Linked DNA regions of Homo sapiens: region 1 is linked to region 2. A link is a loop called in an ENCODE intact Hi-C map of the cell type or tissue named here. Cell type or tissue: PC-3. All regions are shown on one strand. Each heading gives the region's core, and the rest is flanking DNA. Links, peaks and the distances in the headings are about the cores only.

Region 1 (2,926 bases), core at 229-2,728, 330 kb before region 2:
CCTCAAGTGATCCACCCACATCGGCCTCCCAAAGTGCTGGGATTACAGGCTTGAGCCACCACCCCCAGCCAGGTCCCTTTTTAAATAATCCCAGGATAGTCCTTTCATGAAACCTTTATCTAGTCCATAAGAACTACACCCCTTGGCTTTCCATAGCTAGAAGTGCAGCTATCAGTATATCAGTATAGGTCTTTCTGTATTTCATTCTGCCACATCTAGCAGCCTTTAGATTTCTCCCTTGAGAGTTGCTGGGTCCTGCAAATTCCAGGGAACCCATATTAAGTTGTCTGAATGATTCTCTGGGCTCTCTTTTCACATGGTCCAATGTAAGGGTAAAGTACCACAGGTAGGAAAGGCAAAAATCAGCATACCTACAACTGTCTCCAAAACAGTCCTTCCAGATGACCTCTTCAACTTGCTCTTCTAAAGGTTAGAGGTGGGTTATGACCTGGTGCCAGGAGAACCTCTCCACAAGTCTGGCACAGATGTTCTAGCATCTCTAGGATGTGAGAGTGTTCTTAGCCTTTAGTCCTCTAATGAAATTCCAACAAATCAGGAAAAGTCTTTTTTGATAACCCATTAACATATTCAATGAAGTTTTTTTAAAAATAGGTGGTATTTGAAATTTTTCGATATTGCTTTTATGGCATAGTTTTTAAATCATTGGCTCATCAAAATAGTGGATTATCATTCAACTGATTCAACTGTGGGACCACTGTTAAACGGATGCTACTTTCAAAATTAAATTGAGAATGAGGATAATTCACACACTAACCCACCATTATAGAGAATGCTTGCTATTCCCTAGCCAGCAATGTGCACTCTCTGGGTTAACCACCCCACTTCCTGATGCTTGGTTCTCCGCTCACCCCTCCTCCAGTCTCAGGAATGGTCATTCATCTAACAAACATTTACTGAGCACCTACGCTATGCTGACTACTGTCCTAGGTGCTGAGGATACATTTGTGTATAAAACAGACAGTTAGGGCCAGATAATAAACAAAATAAATAAGTAAAATGCATAACATATATTAGCATGTGATAAGTGCTCTAGTAAGCCATTTCCCACATGTCGTTCCAGATGTGGGAGAGATTTATAATGTAAGACACCATAGTCCTGAGAGCTGGCATTCTAGCGAAGAAGAGTATGTAAACACAATTATAATACAATGCTGCTTAAGTGAGTCAGACAGCAGGGGTGTGTACTGAATGCTAAGTGACTAACCCTGCTTGAGGGCATCAGGAAAGGTTTCATAGGCTTTCTGTTTGAAGAACACAGTATTGTATTATAGAGAAGTAGTGATAACTATCTTCAACTGTAAGCTCCTGGCAGCTTTTCCCAGAGCCCCAGGCAGTTACCACCCTCCCAGTGCTTGCTTCAGCTTGTGCCTTCATTCCTTTCTCAGGTTCGACACTGAGGCCAGAAGCAGTGCTAGGTGGAGAGTTCCTTCTTCCAAAGACGTAGCACTCTGATAAAACAAACAAAAAAACAAAAAACAAAAACACCTTGGAGGAAGCAAAAGGAAATATGACCTTATGTCTATGGTCAGTCCACGAGACCCATAAAAAAGGAGGTGGTCAGCTGACCTGTCTCTTCATGCTCCACTCCATCTGCCCTCCAGCCAAAGGCTCACTCTCTGTGAAGCTGGATCCAGCTGGGCCACTATACTCACCCATGTTTCTTTTTAGAGGGGAAGCTCCTGGCAAACACTGCCTTGTATACATCTTTGCATGAGCCCGCAAAGCTGGCACAAGGCTTCCCCCACAGCAGAGTCTCAGTAAATAAAAATGAAAGGCAATGAAATGAATTGTTCCAAAGGCAAATGTTCTGCCCCTGGAACACACTGTTGCTTATTGGGATGATTTTGGATTCAGACAGACTAGGATTCTAATCCTGATTTTCTCCTTGTCGCCAAATTACTTTACCTCTCTGAGTCTCTTCCCTATATTTGTAGATAAGATAAATTTGTTGTGATGATTAAACAAGGTATTAAGATAATGCTTAGCGAGGCCGAGGCCGGGTGCAGTGACTCATGCCTGTAATCCCAGCACTTTGGGAGGCCGAGGTGGGCGGATCACGAGGTCAGGAGATCAAGACCATCCTGACTAACACGGTGAAACCCCATCTCTACTAAAAATACAAAAAATTTTCCAGGCATGGTGGCAGGCACCTGTAGTCCCAGCTACTGGGGAGGCTGAGGCAGAAGAATGGCATGAACCCAGAAAGCGGAGCTTGCAGTGAGCCGAGATCACGCCACTGCACTCCAGCCTGGGCAACAGAGCCAGACTCTGTCTCAAAAAAAAAAAAAAAAAAAAAAAAAAGATAATGCTTCGCACAAGGCCAGGCACATACTACTAGCTCAGTACAGGGGTACTATCACTATTATCAAGGTTAGAAACTACCAGGAGGGTGTTTGAACTCATTAATAAATAATAAAAAGCTATTTAATCATTACAATTCACCAACAATCTAAATGTTTCCTTTGAGAGGTAGTGAGCCATCCATCACTGGAGGGATTCAAGTAGTAAGACTGGATAACAGTTTCTACATCAGAAATTTCTGTACTTTGGTGACAGGTGGGAGTAGCTACGCTTCTTATGCCTTTCAAGGTAAAGTCGGCTGAGGTTGATTCTGGAGGAGAGATTAACAATTGAGAACGTGGCCTTTGGAGGCAGCCAGGCTGGCTTCAAATCCCAGCTCTGCCACTTTCCTAGCTCTGTAACTCAAGGAAAGTTACTTATATGTGCCTTAGTTTCCTTTTTTGTAAAATAGTTATACTAATGGAACCCCAGCATGCAGAATTATCACAAGGATTTAAAAAGTCATTATTTTGTGAACAATGACTCCTCATCTTCTGGTCTCAGGCAGACAGTGCCTCTCAACATCTACATAGTGACCTACTCTAGGAATCAATGGATTGTGACT
Region 2 (2,926 bases), core at 263-2,762:
ATTCTCAGAACTAAGCTAATCCTCACCAAGCATATATACAGGGTGAATGGCATGAAACAAGCTTGAGGTGAAATAATTTGCCTAGTGTATCTGACACACATGCAGAAAAATGATTACATGCAACTCTACAATACCACTTTGGAATCTTTGATTTTCTAATATGATAAACAAAATTGGCAATTCAAGAAACTTGCTATCACATTTTCTTGTTATGGAATGAAGAAAAGGGATACTTGTTTTAGTTGGATTATTTAAATATTCTAGAAGCAGAAATTTGCCTGTTAGGTTTGATTTTTAAATAATTTTATTATTATAAAAGGAAAAAGGTTCATCACCCAAAGAAAGGGGAATGCACAATTTGTGGTTAACTAGGTTTGCATGTGAATAAATTTTAAACTATTCCTTCCCTGAAAATTGTCTTTTATTGCTTCTTGAAGTATTCATTTTCCTGGTATATTGTTATGTGTTAAGAAAAAACAGATTTTAATAACAGTTATAAAAGTTACATTTGTATAAGCACAGATAAAAGAATTCATAATATATACACAGCTGTTCAATGGGAGATATCTCTGATTATGAATAATTTTTATTTTCTAAATTTTTAACAGTGACTATATATTTTTTAACAGTGACTTTTGTAATCAGAAACATTTTATTTTAAGCTATTTTTCGTAGGTAGTTGAAGAGTTGTTTTCACCAAGGTAGGGCTGAGTCTTTGCATTGCTGTCTGTCATTTCTGATACCTTGATTGTTCTGTAGGGGGATTTGACGAACCTTGTGCATGGCAGCCACTGTTCCAAATACAGATTAGCAAGGATCCCAGGAACCAACGCGTTTGTTGGCATTGTCAACGAAACCTGCGACTCTCTTGCCTTCTGTGCCTGCAGCATGGTGGACCGACTCTGTCTCAACTGTCACCGGTAAAAATGCAATGGGTCATATTCTGTGTTCACCACACTGTTTAATATTTCAACTGATGTCAGGCATTTTGAAGTGCAAAATAAACAGAAAGTGCTGGTGTGTGTCCTGAAGAAAAGTCACAGTTACAAAGCCACTTAGAGCTGTGCCGTTTGCAGCATCCTTGTCCAAAGAACAATGGATTAAGGCCATTTATGTATTTAACCTTTGGCTGTAACTTCTTTTTTACTATTCTTTTAAACTAGCTCAGAGCTTCATTATTTTGCTTCCCCAGCACATGTACAACTTACAGTTTGCCATTGACCTTCTGCATAGTAACTTTCTTTTTGCTTTTCAGAATGGAACAAAATGAATGTGAATGTCCTTGTGAGTGCCCTCTAGAGGTCAATGAGTGCACTGGCAACCTCACCAATGCAGAGAACCGGTAAAATAATTAATAATAATAATAATAATAATAATAATAATAATAATAATAATAATACATATGTAATACTGTGAGTCTCTTATAGATTTGTTTTGAGTTAGGGCGTATAAAGATGATTCATTCTAATGATAGAACTAACTGTTCAGTGAGCCAGAATTCAAGCTCCGTAGTGCCATAAAATGATGCCTGTTTCAAGGTTTAAATTTAACTGCTGTAAAAGTATTAAGAGTGTATGTGCTACATACAAAAAAATGTGAGAATGTTTCAAGCATTTACTAAGTGTCTACCATGTGTTGAGTACGTTATGCACATTAAGTCACTTAGTGTTCTAATTAACCCTGTGATAAATATGCAAGTGTTTTTTACACACGTATGATGTGTTCTACAGCATTATTTATATCAGTGACAGATTTTAACACCAGGAAAATAAATTGTAATAAACCCCTTCTCTAGAAATTAAGAGTGTCATGTGTGTTTGTATTGTGTGTGTATAATTGTTTGTTGAGACATGGTCTCACTCTGTTGCTCAGGATGGAGTGCAGTGGCGCGATCATGGCTCACTGCAACCTCTACCTCCAAAGCTCAAGCAATCCTCCCACCTTTCTACCTCCCTCGTAGCTGGGACTGCAGGCATGTGATTCCCAAGCCTGTCTAAATTTTGTTGCTGTAGTAGTACTTTTCGTAGAGATGAGGTTTCATCATGTTGCCTAGGTTATTTGTATTACTTCTACTGTATATAAAGATAAGTAAATTGAAGCTCAGAGTTGTTAAGTGATTGATACAAGGTTACACACTAAGTGGCAAAGCCAGGATTCAAACCCAAATCTGTCTGACTGCTGTTAAGGACCAGGAGCATGAGTTTGGAATGTGGGCGGTGGTCGTCTTAACCTCCAGACTTACCTCCTGCACAGAAACCCCAGCTGCGAGGTCCACCAGGAGCCGGTGACATACACAGCTATTGACCCTGGCCTGCAAGATGCTCTTCACCAGTGTGTCAACAGCAGGTGCAGTCAGAGGCTGGAAAGTGGGTAAGCAGAATCTAGTAAAGAATTGAGGTTTTCCAGCTAATATTTATTATTCCTACTCTTCGTGTTTTAAAAAGGTATGTCAGTTTTTCAGATCTGAAACTGATTTCCATAAGCCTTTACCCACCAGATTAAATGTTGTCTCGTTCCCACTTATTACCCGTATTTAGCGTGTGTACCATATGTTAGTAGCCTCATCTGTGAATGGGAGTTTTTCTTGAAATAAAAGACTTGTGAGGGGCCATGGCATGAAGCAGCAGGGCAAGGGAGGAGGAACCCCTGAGGTCCAGAAGCAGAACCCAGTGGTCAAGGCTCTAGGTGTGATATTTTGAAGCTCATTTATTTTCCTTTCTTAGGAAACACATCTGCTTCATGATAGTTTTGAGAACTAAAAACTACATGTTCCCCGCTCTCTCCCCACTCCTCAGGTGGGATTAGGAGTTTGGGACTAGACATTATGGAAATAGTGGCTGTGGTAGACTAAGTAAAGGGGAGTTGGTTTTTAGCTTATTGTAGCTGTAGCTTGCCATTTTATTAAACAGTGTTTAGAGGGATAGCT

The links. Hi-C counts contacts between places; a loop is a spot of excess contacts. Peaks named below come from ENCODE experiments on the same cell type or tissue, not always from the same donor. Only the 100,000 strongest peaks of a DNase experiment are listed, where the experiment ranks them.
Region 1: it touches region 2 in a loop (4-fold over the local background); 2 of 110 quality-filtered maps call a loop at or near these places.

Annotation. Positions count from the first base shown.
Region 1 is chr1:64,342,392-64,345,317 of GRCh38, forward strand. No RefSeq gene overlaps it. Among named protein-coding and RNA genes, the nearest start is that of CACHD1, 130 kb to the right of the region's middle. In PC-3, for the core only: no CTCF peak of the experiment used is centred there; DNase peaks (open chromatin) are centred at 910 and 1,350; H3K4me3 peaks cover 1,322 bases; H3K27ac peaks cover 2,500 bases.
Region 2 is chr1:64,674,642-64,677,567 of GRCh38, forward strand. CACHD1 (cache domain containing 1) reads left to right here. Exons shown (of 27, transcript NM_020925.4): 20 at 760-920; 21 at 1,256-1,342; 22 at 2,254-2,370. Among named protein-coding and RNA genes, the nearest start is that of RAVER2, 69 kb to the right of the region's middle. In PC-3, for the core only: a CTCF peak has its summit at 1,222; no DNase peak of the experiment used is centred there.